Linked DNA regions of Homo sapiens: region 1 is linked to region 2. The links are chromatin loops, found by intact Hi-C in ENCODE. Cell type or tissue: CD14-positive monocyte. All regions are shown on one strand. Each heading gives the region's core, and the rest is flanking DNA. Links, peaks and the distances in the headings are about the cores only.

Evidence for each region. Peaks named below come from ENCODE experiments on the same cell type or tissue, not always from the same donor. Only the 100,000 strongest peaks of a DNase experiment are listed, where the experiment ranks them.
Region 1: it touches region 2 in a loop (2.1-fold over the local background); 2 of 110 quality-filtered maps call a loop at or near these places.

What each region holds. Positions count from the first base shown.
Region 1 is chr21:33,423,493-33,431,492 of GRCh38, forward strand. IFNGR2 (interferon gamma receptor 2) reads left to right here. Exons shown (of 7, transcript NM_005534.4): 4 at 3,392-3,540. Among named protein-coding and RNA genes, the nearest start is that of IFNGR2, 24 kb to the left of the region's middle. In CD14-positive monocyte, for the core only: no CTCF peak of the experiment used is centred there; no DNase peak of the experiment used is centred there; H3K27ac peaks cover 3,857 bases.
Region 2 is chr21:33,331,376-33,347,660 of GRCh38, forward strand. It overlaps IFNAR1 (interferon alpha and beta receptor subunit 1), which reads left to right. Exons shown (of 11, transcript NM_000629.3): 2 at 4,149-4,272; 3 at 9,624-9,799; 4 at 11,893-12,047; 5 at 12,160-12,301; 6 at 13,871-13,985. It also overlaps the pseudogene USF1P1. Among named protein-coding and RNA genes, the nearest start is that of IFNAR1, 15 kb to the left of the region's middle. In CD14-positive monocyte, for the core only: no CTCF peak of the experiment used is centred there; a DNase peak (open chromatin) is centred at 8,736; H3K4me3 peaks cover 504 bases; H3K27ac peaks cover 1,425 bases.

The DNA.
Region 1 (8,000 bases), core at 1-8,000, 88 kb after region 2:
AGTGATTCTCCCTCCCGGGTTCAAGTGAGCCTCCCAAGTAGCTGGGACTACAGGTGCACGCCACTATGCCCGTCTAATTTTTTGTATTTTTAGTAGAGACGGGATTTCACCATGTTGTCCAGGCTGGCCTCTAACTCCTGACCTCGTGATCCGCCCATCTCAGCCTCCCAAAGTGCTAGGATTACAGGCGTGAGAGCCACCGTGCCCGGCCAATAAAAAGTTTTTTAGAGAGGATCATGCCTGTAATCTTAGCCCATTGGGAGGCTGAGGTGGGAGGATCGCTTGAGCTCAGGAGTTCAAGATGAGCCTGGGGAATATAGCAAGACCCCATCTCTATTTTTTTTTTTTTTTAATCAGTGGTTTGTGCTAGGTACTGTGAGGGACAGAAACAGAGAAGACAGGGCAATCCTGCCAGCTCCTCGTCTGCTGTGGACAAGCCATTTGTCCTTGGGTGCCAAACCACCCTCCATTTGAGCTATAAAGTGTCAAATAAGTGGGAATTAGGAGTATGCAAACAAGTAATGATGGCTGGGCGCAGTGGCTCACCCCTGCAATCCCAGCACTTTGGGAAGCTGAGGCAGGCAGATCATCTGTGGTCAGGAGTTCAAGACCAGTCTGGCCAACATGGTGAAACCCCATCTCTACTAAAAATACAAAAGTTAGCCGGGTATGATGGCACACGACTGTAATCCCAGCTACTTGGAAGGCTGAGGCAGGAGAATCTCTTGAACCTGGGAGGTGGAGGTTGCAGTGGGCCAAGATGACACCATTGCACATCAGCCTGGGTGACAGAGCGAGGCTCTGTCATTTAAAAAAAAAAAGGAATGATACTTACCGCCACTGCCCAGGGATCAAGAGAAGGTAACAGAAGCAGGATGTATCGTGACAGTGGGTCCGGTGCCAGCCAGCTGCCGCTTCCGGCCGGAGTCAAGCACCCATGTTTCTGTTAGTTACTGGCTGGGCTGCTGTTCTCTGCCCTCGTGCTTGAAAAGCTTGACACAGTGGTGGTCTCATGTCACATCTGCCACTTTCACCTCTGCTGGTGGCGTTAGAATCAGTAATGGATATGGAGGTGGTTTACCAAGCAGAGGAGTGAGATGGTGGTTGGAGGGGGCAGGCTTTAGCATCACCCTCACCTGGGTTCATATCCCAACTCTGCCATTTATTGGCTGTGTTACTGTGGGCAAGTAGTGTCACCTCCTGGCTTCCGTTTCCTCGTCTGAGAAATGGGGATAACCTTATTTGTTTTTTTGTTTTGTTTTGTTTTTTGAGACAGTCTCGCTCTGTCGCCCAGGCTGGAGTGCAGTGGAGCGATCTCAGTTCACTGCAGCCTCCGCCTCCAGGTTTAAGTGATTCTCGTGCCTCAGCCTCCCCAGTAGCTAGGATTACTGGCATGGGCCACCACACCCCAGTTAATTTTGGTTTTGTTTTTGTGAGATGGAGTTTCACTCTTGTCACCCGGGCTGGAGTGCAGTGGCCCGATCTCGGCTCACTGCAACCTCTGCCTCTCAGGTTCAAGCGATTCTCCTGCCTCAGCCTCCTGAGTAGCTGGGATTACTGGCATGCACCACCATGCCCCACCATGCCCAGCTAATTTTTGTATTTTTAGTAGAAACGGCATTTCTCCATGTTGGCCAGACTGGTCTTGAACTCCTGACCTCAAGTGATCTGCCCACCTCAGCCTCCCAAAGTGCTGGGATTACAGGTATGAGCCACCATGCCCATCCCGTGATACCCTTATTTGGCAGTGACACTGATCGTGAGAGGCTTCGTGGAAAGGCCATTTACCTGGAGACTCCACACATTGTCGTCCAGTGTTCCCTAGAGCCAGCCTTCCTCCAGTGCTGTGAGAGGAGGCAGATTGTTCTCGCCTCTAGATGAGGTTTACTGGGTTCATGTCAGATTCCGGGCCAGGACTCTCTTCAGAAGGGCAGGTCTGAGCCCTGTGTTTTCAGCCGTGCAGTGGCCAGCTGTGGCTGGTGTCCACACTCCCATGTGCTAATGGAGATGCCCAAAGAATGTGTCCAAAGCCAGTCCCTGCAGGTGCTTCTGCAACGCACTTCTGCACACTCTGCTCACTTAGCTGGGACAAGGGAAGCTGGAGAACGTGTGTGCTGGTGTCCCTGGGCAGGCTGAGTGGAAGAGCATTTTGTCACTAGCAGTCAATCCACAAACATCACTATGGCTGGTGGTGGGCCAGGCCTGACCTCACTTCTGCCACTGGGAGTTGTCTGGACTTAGCACCTCCACCAGAACAAATGAGGGGGCACAACTACAAACTCAGCAGTTCTTTTGCACAGAGAGAAGCTTGGCCAGATCATACACCTAACCCTCACCAACCTGGAGTGCCCAGGGGAGAGAATCCAGCCCTGCTGTTGTGAACACACAGTGACAGGATTGTCTCCTTGTGTAAAATGTGCAGACATTGGTCTCTTAGAACTTCGAGGACCCAAACTGTACTTTGATCTGAGTTTCTCTGGTGAATTATACAATGTGCATGCTTACTTAATAAATGCTTGATAACCCCTCATTGATAGCACATCATGAGTCACAGTCCTAGCCTGACCTGTGAATTATATGAAAAGCCTGAACAAATAGACTTACATGGCAACACTTCTCAGTTATTGTGTTTAAATATAGTATGGGCATGGTGCTCACGCCTGTAATCCCAGCACTTTGGGAGGCCAAGGCAGGCGGATCACCTGAGGTCAGGAGTTTGAAACCAGCCTGGCCAACATAGTGAAACCCTGTCTCTACTAAAAATACAAAAATTAGCCGGGTATGGTGGCGTGTGCCTGTAATCCCAGCTACATGAGAGGCTGAGGCAGGAGAATCGCTTGAACCTGGAAGGCGGAGGTTGCAGTGAGTTGAGATTGCACCACTGCACTCCAGCCTGGGTGATATGTGCGAGATTCCATCTCAAAAATGAATAAATAAATAAATAGGCCAGGCGCGGTGGCTCACACCTGTAATCTCAGCACTTTGGGAGGCTGAGGTGGGCGGATCACGAGGTCAGGAGTTCGAGAACAGCCTGGCCAACATGATGATACCCTGTTTCTTCTAAAAATATAAAAATTAGCCAGGCATGGTGGCACACGCCTGTTGTAATCCCAGCTACTTGAGAGGCTGATGCAAGAGAATTGCTTGAGCCCGGGAGGTGGAGGTTGCAGTGAGCCGAGATCGCACAACTGCACTCTAGCCTGGGCGACAGAGCAAAACTGTCTCGAAAAAATAATAATAAATAAAGAGATAGATAAAAACGTGTGTGTATATATCTACACCCACTATATATATATATATACATATATATATAGCATTATATAATACATTGTATTATATCTATAATACATATGTGTATGTGTGTGGTTTTCTCTTTGTAATTCTTTTTCAGTGACTGTCGGGCCTCCAGAAAACATTGAGGTGACCCCAGGAGAAGGCTCCCTCATCATCAGGTTCTCCTCTCCCTTTGACATCGCTGATACCTCCACGGCCTTTTTTTGTTATTATGTCCATTACTGGGAAAAAGGAGGAATCCAACAGGCAAGAGCATCTTTCTTTTTTGTTTGGATTTTCTTTTCTTTGCAGTTTCTGGCTTAGCAAAAGAAAGAAACCTTTAACATGGGCAAGAACAGGGTGTCTCCATGTCCCCGTGTCCCCATAGAGGCTGAGCCCTGAGCCTGTTTTCATTGTCCTCTTCAAGACCTGTTTTTCCACTCGGTTTGCTGAGACCTCCCTCCGCCAGGCTGATCTGAAGGGCCAGCCATCCTTTGATGTCACTCTGTGTCCCTTGTGTGGGGTTGAGACTTTGCCGGTGCCCTGCTTACGATGCCTTTGCCACGCTCTGTAGTTTGGAGGAGGTTTTAGTGGGCCTGGTTCTCCATGAGGAATCCACAACTACAGCCTGCAAGGCTTAACTGTATAAATGTTTGAACAGTTTGTGAAAAGGGCACATGCGAAATCGGGGGGAAACAGAGGGAGAAAGAGCTTTCCAGAGAGCAGTACCAGCAGGTATGAGAAGGCGTGGCATACGTGGAGAACTGCAGGTGCTTAGATTGGTCAGAAATGCAATCCACAAGGGGCTGTGGCAGGTGCTCACGTTGACAGAGGTGCATGACATCAGAGCGGCCTGGTCAGCCTCGGGGAGTATAGGAAAAAGCATCATGGTCTTGAAGCATCTCCAGTGCCTAAATTATCCTAGCTGCATTTAAGGAGGTTCTGTTATCTATGGGAACTTCATGATTTCCTAAATTCAACATTATGATGGTTTTTGATAATAAGAGCTTACATTTATTGAGAGCTTCCTTTGTGTTTGGCTCTGGGCCAGAATTTTAGATACTTCATCTCATTTCATCTTTTTTTTTTTTTTTTTTTTGAGCTGGAGTTTCGCTCTTGATGCCCAGCTAGTTTTTGTATTTTTAGTAGAGACAGGGTTTTTACCACGTTGGTCAGGCTGGTCTCAGACTCCTGACCTCAGGTGATCTGCCCACCTTGGCCACCCAAAGTGCTGGGATTACAGGCATGAGCCACCGTGCCCGGCCCATTTCATCTTTATACTAATCCGTTTGCAGAGAGAGAATCCAAGTCGTTAAGTGGCTTGCCTCAGGTCAGCAGCGAATCACTGGCAGAGCAGAGCAGAGCAGAGATGCCTAGCTTCAGAGCCCTGCTCTTGACCACCATCTTTTTCTGCCACACGCTTTGTATCTGCACTTCTCCTTCATTTTTTTTTTTTTTTTAATTATTGTTCTTTTTTTGAGACAGTCTCACTGTCGCCCAGGCTAGAGTACTGTGGTACCATCTTGGCTCACTGCAACCTCTACCTCCCCGGCTCAAGCAGTCCACCCACTTCAGCCACCCGAGTAGCTGGAACTACAGGCCTGTGCCAACCACACCTGGCTAATATTTTTAAATTTTTTTTTATAGAGATGGGGTTTTGCCATGTTGCCCAGGCTGGTCTCGAACTCCTGGTCTCAAGCGATCTGCCCACCTCAGTCTCCAAAAGTGCTGAGGTTACAGGCATGAGCCCGTTCCCAGCCTCCTCTTCATTTCATTATGGGGAATATGAAACTGGGAAGAGTGAGACTCACTGAAAAACAGACTTAGCATCTAGGAAATAGGGAAAAATCATTTCTCCATATCAGAGCTCAAGATCTGGGTCGATTAGAATAGAGGGAGCCTGGCAGAATCCAGAAGAGAGACTCTGCCTCTTCCAAGTCTGTCCTCTCCAACTGGATACGGTGCCGGAAATGCAAGAGATAGGATGGGCCCTCTGGCCACGCTTTTCTCCACCCTTTGGTTGCTTTCTTCACTCGAGGGCACCGTGTTGCCATGCTCCCTCCCCAAGGGCCCGCCCATACTTTTGTTTTTTTAGGATGGAGTCCATCCACTTCTCTGCACTGAGTCAGCCCCCAGAGGGCGAGTTGCCACTTGTATCCTAGAGCTGGGCAGGGCTGCCCAGCACTGGAGAACTCAGCTCCAGGACCCTGGGGCCAGCCTTGTTGAGCAGCAAGCTCTAATGAAGAGCACACAGAACAGGCTTCCACTGCCTGGGACCCGCTTAGCACCATGTCACTTAGCCTCTCTGGGCTGCAGCTTCCTCGTGTATAAAATGAAACAACTGAGCTATAAGCTGGAGCCTGTGAAGAGGAGCAGCCGTGAGGGCCCCCAAGTCCCTTTCCTCCATTTGACCAGAGCATCTGTACTTGGCTTCCATGATCAAAAGGTTCAAGGATGAAAATGACTCTGAAAGCCACCAATGTGATCTTTGTTCCAGCTGTGAGTCTGTGTGTTAGGGTCCCCAAGACCCACCCTAGATCGCTCAAAGGACTCCCAGGACTCAGCACAGAGTCACACTCTGATTTCGTTTTGAGACAGAATTTCACTCTGTCTCCCAGGGTAGAGTGCAGTGCCACAATCTCGGCTCACGGGTTCAAGAGATTTTCCTGTCTCAGCCTCCACATCTGTGCCTGGCCCATACTCTGATTTTTTATAGCAAAAGGATGCAAAGCAAAATCGGCAAAGGGAAGAGGCACATGGAGGAAAGTCCGCAGGTGTCCAGGGGTAGGCTTCCAGGAGCCCTTCCTGAGCTGAGTCACGCAGGATACACTTCATTGCTCCACCAGCAAGCTGTGACTGCACATGTGAACTGTTGTCTGCCAGGGAGGCTTATGAGAGACCCAGCGCCCAGGGCTTTTTCTGGGGGCTGGCCACATACGCACCCTCTGTGTAGCGTATGCCAAAATTCCGACTCCCAGAAGGAAAACAGATGTTCCTCATAAAGAAAACACATTGTGCAAACAGTGTAGGGACGGTAAGCCACCTTACCAGTTTGGGAATGGGAGGGATAAACTTGAAATCCAAATTCCCAGGCTGGGCGCGGTGGCTTACGCCTGTAATCCCAGCACTTTGGGAGGCCGAGGCAGGCAGATCACTTGAGGTCAGGGGTTCGAGACAGGCCTGGCTAGCATGGTGAAAACCCATCTCTACTAAAAATACAAAAATTAGCCAGGCGTGGTGGTGGGCACCTGTGATCCCAGTTACTCAGGAGGCTGAGGCAGGAGAATTGCTTGAACCTGGGAGGCAGAGGTTGCAGTGAGTCGAGATCACACTACTGCACTCCAGCCTGGGCAACGGAGCAAGACTCCGTCTCAAAAAACAAACAAACAAAAAACGCACACAAATTCCCAGATGTCAGCTAAGGGTTGACCTGGAAATCAGGCCCTTCAAAGGGCATTAGTGTTAGGCCTGTTACGTTAGCTCTTCTGCAGTCTGTGACTCTAAATTTTAGGAATTCCAATTGAATGCTGAAATAAACCCAAAGGGAATTTTTGTCCTTAAAATCGTGTCTTCCTCTGCCCTGGCAGTCCAACACCATTAAACAGAAGAAAAGAAAATGTAAAACCATCAAGTAATACTATTATTCATAGATCATACAATTACTTTTATATTTTTATTTTTTAATTTTAATTTTTCAGAGACAATTTCACTCTGTCACCCAGGCTGGAGTGCAGTGGTGCAGTCATAGCTCACTGTAGCCTCCAATTCACAGGCTCAAGCCATCCTCCCACTTTGGCCTTCCGAGTAGCTGGGACTTATAGGCATGCACCACCATGACCAGCTTATTTTTTTATTATTATTTTCTGTAGAGACGGAGGGAGGGGGTCTCACTATGTTACCCAAGCTCAAACTCCTGGACTCAAGTGATCCTCCCACCTCAGCCTCCCAAAGTGCTGGAATTACAGGCATGAGCCACCATGCCTGGCCTATTTTTGTATTTTAAAAAATAACAACATGTTCTGTATTTGAATAATCTGCCTTTTTTCAGTTAACAATTTAGCAGCCTTGTCTTCCCATGTTTTCAAGCATATGTTATACCACCATTTCATGTGGCTGTAGTGGATTATATTGTATCTCAAAATTAGAAAACAGTTCTTTGCAAGAAACCCTATACTGCCATAATAGGGTATCGCTGTTTTCCACTTTGGTATGGGACAATGACAGCCTTGCCAGGACAACAGGAGCCATTGCCTGGAAGACCAGGTGGGGAGGCAGCAAGGCCTGCTCAAGGCAGCAGAGGGATGCGCAGAGGAGACACAGAACCTTCCTAGAGTCTAGGGTCCAGTTGTCTCCTGATGACATAAATCCTTAAGGTCATTTTAGCTGAAACTATAGGAGGCTCAAGCACATTTCGGTCAAACTAGAAGCAGGTTGGGAATGAAAGGAACATTATTTCCCAGAATAATTTTTTCTCTGTTGACTAACTTGAGGTATCTAGATTAACCGTGAGATACAAAATGTTGGCCAGGCGCGGTGGCTCACGCCTATAATCCCAGCACTTTGGGAGGCCGAGGCAGGTGGATCACCTGAGATCAGGAGCTCGAGACCAGCCTGGGCAACATGGTGAAACCCTGTTTCTACTAAAAATACAAAAATGAGCCAGACATGATGGTGGGTGTCTATAATCCCAACTACTCAGGAGTTGGAGGCAGGAGAATTGCTTGAAC
Region 2 (16,285 bases), core at 4,139-12,138:
GAATCAGTGCCCTGGCCAAACCGAGCAGCTATGCATCCCAGGGCTGAGCTGATGTAGTATCCTATGTCTCAGGGAAACAGAGCAGTGGCTGAGCTGAGACACCCTGTTCTACAGGCCAAATAACTGTAGTACCCCGCTTCCCTGGAGCTGGACTAGTCCTCTAGAGCCTGAGCTGCTGAGACACTCTGAGGAGTGGAGTCATCACTGTGCTGTTCCCTACCCCCCATTCCCAGCCCAGACAACAGCTATGCTTCACCATTTTGTAGTACTTGCTGCTGCTGCTACACTTGGCCTCACAGTCTGGGGTACTGCTTATCCCTAGCTATTCCAAGATTTAGAGTCATGACTTCATGGTGCCTCATCCCTTGGGACCTGTGTTGCCACTGAGCCCTATTAGCTCATATTCCCAAATTAAAACCATACCCTGCTCCCCAGGCCCAAACCTCCAGAGAACCCCTTCTTTATAGTCAGGCCAGTGCTATGCCCTGACCCCCATAGGGGTAGAATCAAAGCTACAACCCATTCTCTGGGCCTAAGCTGCCAGGAAGCACCTCCAGGTCACAAATCCTGGCTCTGTGAGCAACTACGTCCAAGCCCTGCCACAGAGAGCAAACCCACCTCAGCAACCAAGTGTCTCAGTAGGTTTGTGAGATCCTGAGCCTAGGACCTTTGCCCAGTAGCCACTCTGAATACCTTCATCTGGAATCAAGAGCTGCTGCAGCTGCATATATATAGCCCCTGTCAGACCTGACACCAAGAGGTGTTGCCTTGGCTGAGTCTCCCCATTGTGGGGAAGACAAGAATAGGAGGATCCTAAAAGCCTTCAACACTGAGAACATTAACAACCTACACTACCACTGCCACAAACTTCTGCAGCCTAGGCCCCTGAGGCACCCATTTACTACTGACATTGAACACAGGTAAAGCAGCTGCTTTACCATACCACTGCATCTGTCAGGAAACAGTCACCACACCCTTCGAAACCAGCATACTGAAACCCAACTGCTAATAAAAGACTTTATCTTTGAAAGCCACTGTCTGTAAAGTTTGGAAGAGGTAATTATCCTATCAACACAAAGACACAAAAACATGAAAAAGCAAGGAAATATGACACCACCAAAGGAAAGTAAGAACTCTCTAATGGTGGCCCAATGAAAAGAAGATCAACAAATTGCTGGAAAAGGAATTCAAACTAATGATCTTAAGGAAACTCAACAAGATACAAGAAAATACAGATAGTTCAATGAATCAGGAAAACAATTCACAATACAAAAAATTCAACAAAAAAATTAAAACATGATGAAAAACAACCAAACAAATCCTACAGTTGAAGAATTCAATGAATTACATTTAAAAAATACAATAAAGAGCTTCAATAACAGACTTGGTAAAGCAGAAGAAAGAATCTCTGAACTTGAAGATATACCATTTGATATTACTTAATTGTAGAAAAAACAAGTGAAACCCTACAAGACTTATGGGACATCATTAAAGGAACAAACGTTCATACTATGTAAGTTACAGAAAGAGGAGAAAAGGTAAGAGGCATATACAAACTATTTAATGAAATAATAGCTGAAAACTTCCCAAGTCTGGAGAGAGATACAGACATCCAGATCCAGAAAGCTCAATGATTCCCAAATAGATTTAACCCAAAAAGGTTCTCTCCAAAGCACATTATTATCTGTTGTCAAAAGTCAAAGACAGAGAAAGAATTCTAAAAATAGCAAGAGAAAGGCATCAAGTCACATTTAAGAAAATCCCCATTCAGCTAACAGCAGATTTCTTCACAGAAACCTTACAGTGCAGAAGAGGATGGGATGATATACTCAAACAGCCAAGAATGCTATGCCCAGCAAAACTATCCTTCAGGAATGAGGGAGAAATACAGTTTTTCCCAGACAAGCAAAAACTGAGGGAATTCATCACTGCTAGACCAGCCTTATGAGAAATGCTCCAGGGAGTCCTACATCTGGAAGTGAAAAGAGAGCAGTCAGTATCTTGAAAACATGGAAAAGTATAAAACTCTCTGATAGAGCAGATACACAAAGGAGAAAGAGAAAAGAATTAAACCTTATCAAACCATCAAACCACAATGATAAATAATAAGAGAGGAAGAAAGGGGCAAAGGATATTATTAGAAAACTTTAACAAAATGACAAATGTAAGGGCTCAAATATCAATAATAATCTTAAATGTAAATGGATTAAATTCCATACTTAAAGAGACTGGCGGAATATTTTTTTTTTTCTTTTTTTTTTTTTTTGAGACGGAGTCTCGCTCTGTTGCCCAGGCTGGAGTGCAGTGGCGCGATCTCGGCTCACTGCAAGCTCCGCCTCCCGGGTTCACGCCATTCTCCTGCCTCAGCCTCCTGAGTAGCTGGGACTACAGGCGCCCGCTACCACGCCCGGCTAATTTTTTGTATTTTTAGTAGAGACGGGGTTTCACCGTGTTAGCCAGGATGGTCTCGATCTCCTGACCTCGTGATCCACCCGCCTCGGCCTCCCAAAGTGCGGAATATTTTTTAAATGACTCAATTATATGCTTTCTATAAGAAACCCACTTCACCTATAAAGACACATATAAACTGAAATTGAAGGGATGGAAAAAGTTATTCCAAGCAAATGGAAACCAAAAGCTGTCAGGAATTGCTATACTTATGTCAGATTAAACAGACATTAAGTCAAAAACTGTAAAAACAGACAAAGAAGGTTATTATATAATGATAAAGGGACCAATTCAGCAAGAGGATATAACAATTCTAAACATACATGTACCCAACACCAGAGCACCCAGATATATAAAGTAAATATTACTATACGTAAAGGGAAAGATAGACTCCAATATGATAGTAGTTGGGGACTTCAGCACCCCACTCTCAGCTTCGGACAGATCAGCAAACTCCAAGTACAGTGAACTCAAAGAGACCACACCAAGAAACAGTCAAACTTTTGAAAGCCAAAGACAGAGAAGTGACTTGTCATACACAAGGGATCTTTGATAACATGATCAGCAGATTTCTCACCTGATACTTTGGAGACCAGTGTATTCAAAGTGCTAAAAAAAACAAAACCAAAAAACTCAAAACCCTGTATATGGCAAAATTGCCCTTCAAAAGCATAAGGAAATTAAGATGTTCTTAGATAGACAAAAGCTAAGGGAGTTCATTACCGCTAGAACTGCCCTGCGAGAAATGCTTAAGGAAGTCCTGAAAGGTGAAATGAAAGGGCACTAGACAGAGGGGACAGTGCAGATTCAGGCAGGTGCAATGGCTTCTGGGGAAGACCCAGCCAGTGGGGCTATTGCCAGCATCCAGTCAGCTGCCACCTTCCCTGACCCCAGTGTCAAGTGATGCGCAGGGTGATCCAGGTGTGTGAGGGGCAGCTGGATGTCCAGACTGAGGGCACTGGTGCCATCAGTGGCTATCCTACCACTCAATTCATGACCCAGGTGGTGATCCAGGGTGATATCACCAGTTATGATGCAGTTAACACAGAGGGGAAAGCTGCTGAGATACACTATACTTTCCCACCCCTGCAGTGGGAGATGGGGCAGGGGGTACCACATCAGGGAGTACAGCTGCTGTTGTTACTACCCAGGGCTCAGAGGCACTGCTTGGGCAGGTGACTCTTCCTGGCACTGGTCAATTATTTGTGATGATGTCACCACAAGGAGTACTGCAGGGAGGAAGCCAGCACTTGATTGCCCCTAGGACTCAACCTTATTTATTTGGACGTAACACCATTGTAAGTCAAGAAGCATCTCTATCTATCTATGAACATACAATGTGAAATCAAATTGAGGCCATAAAACAGTTGAACCTCATCATAAGAGTGACTCATCGGTGTCACTTCTAAGACCAAGAAAAATTCTATTTTTATGCAGAGACCATTTGTTTTTTAATTAAAAGACAACTCTATTTCAAAGAGGAAAAAAAATCAACTCTTTTTTCAGCTCTCTCAGATGCAGAAATGTAATTATCAGCATCCCTGTGCTGGGAGCAATCATTAGTTTTTTTAGATTTTTAAAATATACTTCATTATGTTTCACTGTATTCATTCTTTAATCAGGGATGTGAGGGATAGAATAACATTTAGAATATCTGTACAGTTTGTATATAATGTTCTTATTTCTTGTTGCTTTTATAGGTGGAAAAAATCTAAAATCTCCTCAAAAAGTAGAGGTCGACATCATAGATGACAACTTTATCCTGAGGTGGAACAGGAGCGATGAGTCTGTCGGGAATGTGACTTTTTCATTCGATTATCAAAAGTATGTGACTCTACTTACTGATTTGTCAGAATGACCTGAATAATTTTTACAAGTTTAACAACACCATAATTTTTAGATTTGGAAAGTGTTTGGTTTTTCTATTTTTTAGAAATGTTACGCCTATTTTACATAATATTTTTAACTTTGTTTCTGTAGAGACTTAGTCAAATACATCTTTGGGTGTTGAAGCAAAAAATTGGGGATGAGGGTGGTAGACAGCGTCTCTAACCCATAGCCATTCCTTCTTTCTTCTGGGTGTTCCAGCTTCTTTTTTTTTTTTTTTTAATTATTATACTTTAAGTTTTAGGGTACATGTGCACAATGTGCAGGTTAGTTACGTATGTATACATGTGCCATGCTGGTGCGCTGCACCCACTAACTCGTCATCTAGCATTAGGTATATCTCCCAATGCTATCCCTCCCCCCTCCCCCCATCCCACAACAGGCCCCAGAGTGTGATGTTCCCCTTCCTGTGTCCATGTGTTCTCATTGTTCAGTTCCCACCTATGAGTGAGAATATGCGGTGTTTGGTTTTTTGTTCTTGCGATAGTTTACTGAGAATGATGATTTCCAATTTCATCCATGTCCCTACAAAGGACATGAACTCATCATTTTTTATGGCTGCATAGTATTCCATGGTGTATATGTGCCACATTTTCTTAATCCAGTCTATCATTGTTGGACATTTGGGTTGGTTCCAAGTCTTTGCTATTGTGAATAATGCCGCAATAAACATACGTGTGCATGTGTCTTTATAGCAGCATGATTTATAGTCCTTTGGGTATATACCCAGTAATGGGATGGCTGGGTCAAATGGTATTTCTAGTTCTAGATCCCTGAGGAATCGCCACACTGACTTCCACAATGGTTGAACTAGTTTACAGTCCCACCAACAGTGTAAAAGTGTTCCTATTTCTCCACATCCTCTCCAGCTCCAGCTTCTTTCAATATAAGTTGGGGTCTGAGCTAGGGTATATCTTGAAGATATGGCATTGTACTCCAAAAGGTCCATCGAAGACCTTGGAATAGGCCACCAGGTTTCCTGTGATCAGGCTTTCCTATTATCTCCATGATATACTATATTTTAATTTTAGGTACACTTTTTTTTTTTTTTTTTTTTTGAGGTGGAGTCTTGCTGTGTTAACCAGGCTGGAGTGCAGTGGCACAATCTTGGCTCACTGCAACCTCCACTTCCCGGTTTCAAGCGATTCTCCTGCCTTAGCCTCTCGAGTAGCTGGGATTGCAAGCACATGCCACCATGTTTGACTAATTTTTTTATTTTTAGTAGAGATGGGGTTTCGCCATGTTGGCCAGGCTGATCTCAAACTTCTTACCTCAGGTGGTCTGCTCACCTCAGCCTCCCAAAGTGCTAGGATTACAGGCGTGAGCCACTGCCCTGGCCTAGATACACTTTGTAAATATATTGTTAACTGGGCATGGTGGCATGTGTCTGTAATCCCACCTACTTGGGAAGCTGAGGCAGAAGAATCGCTTGAACCCAGGAGACAGAGGTTGCTGTGAGCCAAGTTTGCACCACTGTACTCCAGCCTGGGAGACAGCAAGACTCCATCTCAAAAATAAATAAATAAATAAAATAAAATAAAAATCGATATATTGGACCTTGCATTTCTAAAGACTCAGTTTTTCTGGAGTGTTGATGTCTCTTCCTTAGTACTTTCTACTTAATTATTCAAGAGGAGAGGCAGGCAGAAGGAGGAATATAGAAGGGAACACAGATCAGGAAGTACAGTACTTTGCCTTCCGATTATGTGTTGGGGCCCCACCTGCCAACCATGTTCCCCTGTCCAAGAAAAAGCAGGCAATGAAGAAATAAGGCATTAGGCCCTCCGGAACCAGGAGCCCACCACTTCAGCCACAGCTGTGACACTATTCTCGAGTTGTAACTAAAACTGGCATATGAATCTCACAGCTTCAGTAATTGTGTATGCATATATAAACAAATACACACTGTATATATGCATATATACACTATATATATACATACTGTATATATACATTACACTATATATAATACATACTGTATACATACATATACACACATTGTGTATACATACATATACACACATTGTGTATACATACATATACACACTATATATACATATACACACTGTATATGTATATGTATATACACACACAAATTCATATATGACTTTTCTCAGAATTGATCATTTAAAATTTTTTATCTCTAGAGATTTTCATTAAATTGAACTTTGAGTTTGGTTACCAGTTTTGTTTTTTCCCTTAGTTTGGAATTTCCTTATGAACAACTATTTTAGGTAGAGAAGGAATTATTTCAGATACCCTTATTTAATGTTACTTGTATAAAGAAACTATTTGCAAAATATGCATCCAACAAGAGCTTAATATCCAAGGAACTCAAACAATCAACAACAAAACCCAAATCCATCAAAAGGTAGGCAAAAGATAGGAATAGATATTTTTCAAAAGAAAACATACAGTGGCCAACAAGTATGTGAAAAAATGGTCAACATCACTCTAATCATCAGAGAAATGCAAACGAAACCTGCCATGAGATATTGTCTCCCCGCAGTCAGAATGGCTGTTATTAAAAAGTTAAAAAAGGCTGGGCATGGTGGCTCACACCTGTAATCCCAGCACTTTGGGAGGCCAAGGCAGGTGGATCACCTGAAGTCAGGAGTTCGAGACCAGCCTGACCAACATGGTGAAACCCCATCTCTACTAAAAATACAAAAACTTCAGCCGGATGTGGTGGTGCGTGCTGTAATCCCACCTACTTGGGAGGCTGAGGCAGGAGAATCGCTTGAACCCAGGAGGCACAGGTTGCAGTGAGCTGAAATCGTGCCCCTGCACTCCAGCCTGGGTGACAGCAAGACTTCATCTCAAAAAAAAAAAAAAACCCAACAAATATTGAATATATTTCATGCCAAACACTCTTCTGACTGCTTAGACTGCCTCAGTGAACAGGAGAGGCAAAGATGGCATGAAGTTATATTATGAAACGGATTTCATGAAGTAAATATTACATTAGTTACATATTCATATTTCATATTCTGTTCTGAGCTAATTATTGCATATGATAATAGTTTTTTTGTTGTTGGTTTTTTTTTTTTGAGACGGAGTCTTGCTCTGTTGCCCAGGCTGGAGTGCAATGGCGCAATCTCGGCTCACCGCAACCTCCGCCTCCCGGGTTCAAGCAATTCTCCTGTCTCAGCCTCCCGAGTGCCTGGGATTACAGGCATGCACCCCCACGCCCGGCTAATTTTGTATTTTTAGTAGAGACAGGATTTCTCCATGTTGATCGGGCTGATCTCGAACTCCTGATCTCAAGTGATCCACCCCCCTCGGCCTCCCAAAGTGCTGGGATTACAGGTGTGAGCCACCGAGCCCGGCCAATAATGATTTTTTTAAGAAAATATAAAAGTAGCTTCTGCTGCAATATCTTGATTAGATGTAAAACAGTTTTAATGGAGCATGCTTCAGCATCTCCTGAAGTAGGAAAGACAGATGTAAACAGTGAGGTTGGGTTGAAATTATATTAAGTTTTAAATTTTTGATAAGGTTTTCTGTTTATAATGAGAGTTTCTGGATTTTTAGAAATAGATTCTGATGTGGAACCTTTTCAAGAATGTTTAAGGTATTTTTAATGCCAGCTCTAATCTCAGGCCTCAGATATGTAAAAGTGGAAGTGAAAACTGGCCAAGAATGAAGTATTTCATATGCTAGTGTATATTTTTGGTAATTTCTTAAAAATGTTTCCATTTTGAAAAACAAGGTAGACTTGTATTTGGTTCAGCAACAAAATTATTTTGGTATTATCTCTGGTTTCTAATATCTAAATCGTCTTTAAAATGGCATCTGTGATATTATTAAAAATAAATAAATCAGCTAATGAATTAGGCTTGACAAAAATGCCTTCCCAGAAGATAGTTTCTCTGCTACTTATGGTCAATGGGCTTAACATAGGTAAAAGTTCTCAAATCTGCTAAATTGGCCGGGCATGGTGGCTCACGCCTGTAATCCCAGCACTTTGGGAGGCTGAGGTGGGCAGATCACCTGAGGTGAGGAGTTTAAGATCAGTCTAGCCAACATGGCAAAACCCCATCTCTACTAAAAAAAAAAATACAAAAATTAGCCAGACGTGGTGGCACACGCCTGTAATCACAGCTAGTTGAGAGGCTGAGGCAGGAGAATTGCTTGAACCTAGGAAGTGGAGGTTGCAGTGGGCCGAGATTGCACCACTGCACTCCAGCCTGGGCAACAGAGTAAGACTCTGTCTCAAAAAAAAAAAAAAAAAAAAAAAGAAATCTGCTAAGTTCGTTTCTATCCCTCACTTTCCCTGCAAGCTCTTCTTCCCCTTTCTGGGCAACATGTCCTTTTCTGCTTTAGGCACTCCATGCCCACTTTATTTTTCATGTTTGCCCCTTTTTTGAAAGGAAGAATCTAATATCACTTCAGCTTTCTGATTGGCCAGTTCCACTTCCAAAAATTTATTTGTTTATGTAAACATTTTCAGTTTTGTGGTTTCTGATGATGTAATAGAAGAAATTACGGAGACAGGCAAGCAGAAGGGATGGTTTGCTTTTGGAGAGGGCAGAGGAAACCTTGAAACCATACTGATTCTGAGGTCTTTCTTAGGGAAGGTAAGTCTATTCATAGGAGGAGGTCAGAAGGGAATCATCAAATCCAATTCCCCAGTTTCTATTTAATTTTATTTTATTAGAGACAGGGTCTTGCTCGGTTGCTGAGGCTGGAGTGCAGTGATATGATCATAGCCTACTGCAGCCTGCAGCCTTGAACCCCTATGCTCAAATGACCCTCTCACCTCAGCCTACCCAGTAGCTAGGACTGTGGGCATGTGCCACCATGCCCTGCTTTGCCTTTTTTTTTTTTTATTTCTCATAGAGACAGGGTTTGCTATGTTGACCAGGCTCCAAACTTTCAATAAGGAAGATAAGATCCAGAAACACAAAATAGTTTACCAAAAGTCACACAGCTATTTTTAACAGAGCCAACATACTAAATCCACTTTTACCTTATGGGTCATTTATTTCTCTGCTTCCTGAAGCAACCACCCACAAAATTATATAAAGAACTGTATTTTAAAATTCAGTTTCATAAGTAATAACTTGGCTTATATGCATTGAAAAAGAGTGGAAGGGTGTATGCTAAAATGTTAATAGGACATTAGCTCAAGTAGAAGAAATAACTCTTAAACCAAAAATAGAAATAACTCTTAAACAAGAGTTATTAAGAGTTAAGAAATAACTCTTATACCAGTAAATAGAAAGTATTTGACACTTACATTTATACATTTGCTCACTCATTCATTTGTTTTTTTTACTTTAAAGAACTGGGATGGATAATTGGATAAAATTGTCTGGGTGTCAGAATATTACTAGTACCAAATGCAACTTTTCTTCACTCAAGCTGAATGTTTATGAAGAAATTAAATTGCGTATAAGAGCAGAAAAAGAAAACACTTCTTCATGGTATGAGGTTGACTCATTTACACCATTTCGCAAAGGTAAGAAAAAGTTGCTAGCTGAATTATATTCTTTAGTAAATATTACCAGAGCAGTTCACTTTCCAAGCCATTCATTTGCATGATGCAAAATCTAACATCTTTTAAAAAGAACAAAAATTCCCTTAAACCTATATCTTCTTCCTGCTATGGCTCCATTTGTCCTACTTTCCCTGTAGTAGTGGTTCTCAAAGAGTGATCCTCAAGGCCCTTTCAGGGGGCTGTAAAGACAAAGCTATATTTATGACAAATCTAAGACTTAGTTGCCTTTTTAATTTTTGTTCTTTCTTGTATTCACAGTGGAGTTTTCCAGAGGAGGCTGTTTGATGTGTGATGTGGTGATATGGTCACTGATTTAACATAGAATTCAATGTGAAATTCATCTGCCTTCTTTATTAATCCAAACATTCAAAAGATTTGGAAAAAAAATGTAAAACAGCACCACTCTGAAGTTTCTATGTTCCTTTTGGCAAATGTTTGTTACCATAAAATAGGTTTATCATTGTTATTTCTTTCTTTTTTTTTTTGAGACAGAGTTTTGTTCTTGTTGCCCAGGCTGGAGTGCAATGGCACAATCACGGCTCACTACAGCCTCTGCCTCCTGGGTTCAAGTGACTCTCCCGCCTCAGCCTCCCGAGTACCTGGGATTACCAGCATGCATCACCATGCCTGGCCAATTTTGTATTTTTAGTAGAGACAGGGTTTCTCCATGTTGGTCAGGCTGACCTCAAACTCCCAACCTCAGGTGATCTGCCCACCTCAACCTCCCAAAGTGCTGGGATTACAGGCGTGAGCCACCATGCCCAGTCCATTGTTATTTCTTAATGGATTAATTAGTTAAAATGGATTGAAAACTTTACCAGTTTTAATGTTTAATATGCTAATATAAAAATATACAGCCCACATAAATAATGGCTGTTTGGGATTCTCGATAATTCCTTTAAGAATGTAAAGGAGCTGAGTGTAGTGGCCCACACCTGTAATTCCAACACTTTGGGAGGCTGAGGTGGGAGGATCACTTGAGGCCAGAAGTTCAAGACCAACCTAGGCAACATAGTGAGACCCCATCTCTACAAAAAATATATAAAAATTAGCCAGGCATGGTGGTGCACACCTGTAGTCCCAGCTATTCAGGAAGCTGAAGAGGGAGGATCACTTGAGCCTGGGAGATCAAGGTTGCAGTGAGCTGTGTTTGTGCCACTGCACTCCAGCCTGAGCAACAGAGCTAGACCATATCTCAAAAAAAAGTGGGGATCCTGAGACCAAAAGGTTTGAGAACCACTGCCCTGTACCAAGAATGATCTGTACTCCCTTTCTATACTAATCTTCCAATTCCCTGTCAGCCCTCTCCATTCAAATTCTGTTCCTCCTCACTTAAAACCACTCTTTTTGGCCAGGCGCGGTGGCTCACGCCTGTAATCCCAGCACTTTGGGAGGCCAAGGCGGGCAGATCACGAGGTCAGGAGATCGAGACCATCCTGGCTAACACGGTGAAACCCTGTCTCTACTAAAAATACAAAAAAAAAAAAAAAAAAACTAGCCGGGCATGGTGGCGGGAGCCTGTAGTCCCAGCTACTCGGGAGGCTGAGGCAGGAGAATGACATGAACCCGGGAGGCGGAGCTTGCAGTGAGCCGAGATCGTGCCACTGCACTCCAGCCTGGGCGACAGAGCGAGACTCCGTCTCAAAAAAAAAAAATAAATAAACCACTCTTCTCAAGGTCACAGCAGCCTCCACAATGCCAAGCAAATTCCCAGTCCTCTTCTGGCTTCATCCCTCTGTAGCATAGATGTGGTCATCACTCAGTTTTTCCTTTACTGGATCTCTGGGACACTGCTCTTTCCTGGTTCTCCTCCTGCTCATTGATCGCTTCATCTTCCCAACTTTTCAGTGTTAGACTGCTGCTGGGCTCAGTCATTGAACCTCTTCTCTTTCTGTATCACTCCACTGGTGATCTTACAGCTTTCTATCCTATCTGTATGCTCTTAACTCCCAGAAGTGGCAGGCACATATTAAGTGCTCAGAATTATTTGTTGAATGAAGGTTTTGGCATTGTATTAATAAAGTTCCATAGTAATTGTTTTGATTTTTTTGCAGCTCAGATTGGTCCTCCAGAAGTACATTTAGAAGCTGAAGATAAGGCAATAGTGATACACATCTCTCCTGGAACAAAAGATAGTGTTATGTGGGCTTTGGATGGTTTAAGCTTTACATATAGCTTAGTTATCTGGAAAAACTCTTCAGGTGTAGAAGTAAGCATTATTTTTACCTCTGTTTAATCGATGTGAGAGAAAAATTAGGCGAATTAATCCTAAAATTTGACTTTATACTTTTTTAAAGAACCAACTTATATTTGTGTTATAGGAAAGGATTGAAAATATTTATTCCAGACATAAAATTTATAAACTCTCACCAGAGACTACTTATTGTCTAAAAGTTAAAGCAGCACTACTTACGTCATGGAAAATTGGTGTCTATAGTCCAGTACATTGTATAAAGACCACAGGTAAGGAAGATGTTTTGTTTTAGATTCAATAAATATATAAACAGATTGTCAATTTTGGCATCTTCCCCATATTGCTGAAGTTTACATGATAGGTCAATATATGTTAAAAACATTGTAACATTTACATAAGCAAAATAAATGTTACTTGGGATTTTTGTCTCAAATAGTAATGAAAATTAATTCTACTTAAAAGTTCAGGCTGGGCGTAGTGGCCCACGCCTGTAATCCCAGCACTTTGAGAGGCTGAGGTAGCTGGATCACTTGAAGCCAGAAGTTCGAGAACAGCCTCGCCAACATGGGAAAACCCCGTGTCTACTAAAAATAATTAGCTGGGCGTGGTGGCTCACGCCTGTAGTGGTAGCTACTTGGGAGGCTGAGGCACAAGAATCCCTTGAACCTGGGAGGTGGAAGTTGCAGTGAGCCAAGATCGCGCCACTGCACTCCAGTCGGGAGCAAGGGGGACAAAGAGTAAGGCTCCGTCTTAGAAAAAAAAAAAAGTTCAAATATTTTGTAATGACAAAACTTTTCATTTGTTCAGAATCCACATGAAGCAGGAGGTAGCTGAACTATGAGTTCTGCAAGTGGGAAGAAAAGGTGGGGAAGTAGTTGCTAGTAGACAAGTTATTGTTCAAGAAAGCATACCTTTGTAAGTGGAATGTTAAAATATGAAAGTATCCTGATACATTTAGTAACATCTTTCCAATAATTAAGGTCAAGGGCAGGAGCTGGGATTTGTTTATTTTAATTGTAAATTTCATATGCTTTTTTTTTTAATCAAACATTACGGAAGGGTTTAAAGTGAAGTCTTCTTCTCCCTTCTTATCCCCAATTCCATTCACTAGAGATAAGCATTGCTTAGCAGTTTGTGTATATCCTTTCACAACTTTTTTCAGGATTTATGTAAGCATATACACAGACCCACAGTTTCTTGGGTTTTGTTTTTTAAAATTACAAAATAAAATCTTACTAGAAGTATTTTACAGCTTGCTTACTTAACCCAGTGTGTTGGGGATATTCTATATCACTCAATACAGATCTATTACGTTCTTCATTTGATCTTAGCCATCTATTGCATTCTTTCTTTTTTACTTATTTATTTATTTATTTATTTATTTATTTATTTATTTTTGAGACAGAGTCTCACTCTCTTGCCCAGAATGGAGTGCAGTGGCTCAATCTCGGCTCACCGCAACCTCTGCCTCCCAGCTTCAAGCGATTCTCCTGCCTCAGCCTCCCGAGTAGCTGGGATTACAGGCGTGTGCCATCATGCCTGGCTAATTTTTGTATTTTTAGTAGAAATGGGGTTTCACCATGTTGGCCAGGCGCGTCTCGAACTCCTGACCTCAGGTGATCCATCCACCTCAGCCTCCCAAAGTTCTGGGATTACAGGTGTGAGCCACTGCGCCCGGCCTGTAGTCTTTCAAATGGCTGCATAGTATTACATAGTGTGAATACAAACCATATTTAACTATTACCTTATAATGATAAAATGCGAGCCTTTATCTTCTTGCCAGTTATCTCACTTGAGTAAAAATGTGTGCTTTTTTTTATCTGTTCTTTGGCTTCTAGTTGAAAATGAACTACCTCCACCAGAAAATATAGAAGTCAGTGTCCAAAATCAGAACTATGTTCTTAAATGGGATTATACATATGCAAACATGACCTTTCAAGTTCAGTGGCTCCAGTAAGTTCCATTCCATAAATTTCCTTTTGCCCAGTTTGTTTTGATTATGCTTCTTTTCGCTCTGCATCAGTCACCAGGTCCTTGCACACAGAATGACCGACTGGGAGGTGGGTACGATATATTGGAAACGTGAGAAATCTCATTTCTAACCCCAGTTCTGCCAGTAACTAACTGGATGACATTGAGCTAATCGCTTAACCTCCATGGGCCTCAATTTCTTCACTTGTAAAATAGATGGATTCTAATATCTGGGGTTCTTACTGGCTTAAGAAAAAAAAGAAAGTGTAACTAGTTGCATGTGTTATTTCCCCAATCTGGAAGACTCGACAGTTGACCCTGATCTTTTTCTAAGAACTCACTTCTTCCATGAGTCCTTAAAATGATCTCAGTCCACTCACTTGTTCAATTCAAAAAATTAGCCTTCCTATTTTCTTTATTACTTTAGTGGTTTTGACAAAATTTTGTAGTAGATACTTCGGTGGGAAAGAAAGTTGGAAAGAACTATGTTCTATGTGGTTGAGCAGAGGCTAGCTAAACATGGATGAAGTCCAGGCGCTGCATAAATGAAAGAGAACTGGCCTGGTGCAGTGGCGCATGCCTATCGTCCCAGCTACTCAGTGGGCTGAGGCAGGAGGATTACTTGAGGCCAGGAATTGAGGCTGCAGTGTTGTATGATCACACCTGCTAGTAGCCGCTGCACTGCAGCCTGGGCAACATAGTGAGACCCCCATCTCTAAGCATTAAAATTTTTAAAAAGCTGATAAAAGAGAACTGCATGTAGTTTATATTGATTGGAAAATTGTAGGAGATGAATAGAGAAAAGAGAAGAGGAAAATTAAGTAGAAGGAAAAATGGGTTATGGGGAGAAAAGAGATGGAAAGAAAGATATACATTGGTGGCAGAGGAGTAGAGAGAGCAAAGGCAAGTATAGCTAAGACAGGAAAGGAAAAGTCAGAAGAAACTGGAAAGAAACAGAAAAAATGAGGGAGAAGGGAAGTGTAAGTACCGCTATGATCAATTTCTATCTTTTAGTGTTAATTTTGAACCAAGGGTGACTGGTAGAATGCAAATGCATTTATGTGCATATGTGCCCCACAATGCATATATAACCTCACAAACCAATCAGGAAACTGTTCAGTAGTCTTTTGTGTATACCTCACTTTCAGAAGTGAATAAATAATAGGGTCACCAAATAGATAATGAGAGGTATTTCTGATAGCTGATCTCTAAGCTTCTTTTGGGTACTTACCATATTGTACAAAGCACTGAAGAAATGGAAAGAGTCAGCAGAATCAAACGTGGTTCAAAAATTGAAAGCAGTTAGCCAACATTGCAAAGTGTTGTGTGGTTTAGGACTAAAGAGTGGTATACAAATTATAAGGGTTGCAGAAATTGAAAATGTAAAGGTGAATAGGGGCTAAAGAGACCAAAGAAGCCATAAGGAAAGAGATAAGGTATGAACAAGGCCTTGATTGTTAATTCAGATTTTTTTTAAGTAGACAACTATTAGATGTTAGTTTTCTGTGTCTGTAACTAATTACCACAGACTTAGCAACTTAAACAGCTGTTTATTGTCTCAAAGTTTCTGTGAGTCAGGAGTCCAAGCGTGGCTTAGCTGGCTCTTCTGCTAAGCAGTCAAGGAGTCAGTCATTCATACAAGACTTGGGGGCCGCTCCCAAGCTCACATGTTGTTGGCAGAATTTATTTCTAGAGCTCATGGTGGCTCACTTCTTAGAGGCCATCAGGAAGGGAGAGTCTGACCTCTAGATCCTTTTTTTTTTTTTTTTGAGACGGAGTCTCACTCTGTCACCCAGACTGGAGTGCAGTGACATGATCTCAGCTCACTGCAACCTCCGCGTCCTGGGTTCAAGTGATTCTTCTGCCTCAGCCTCCCAAGTAGCTGGGACTACAGGTGTGCACCACCACACCCAGCTAATTTTTGTAGTTTTAGTAGAAACGGGGTTTCACCGTATTGGCCAGGCTGGTCTCGAACTCCTGACTTCAGGTGATCCACCCGCCTCAGCCTCCCAAAGTTCTGGGATTATAGGCGTGAGGCACCGCGCTCAGCCATTTTTTTTGTATTTTTAGTAGAGACGGAGTTTCTCCATGTTTGCCAGGCTGTTCGCAAACTCCTGGCCCCAAGTGATCTGCCCACCTCAGCCTCCCAAAGTGCTGGGATTAGAGGCATGAGCCACCATGCCTGGCCTAGATCCTCTTTTAAGGGGTTCATCTGATTAGGTCAGGCCCACCCAGAATAGTCTCTCATTTGATTCAACTGATTTGGGACCTTAATTACATCT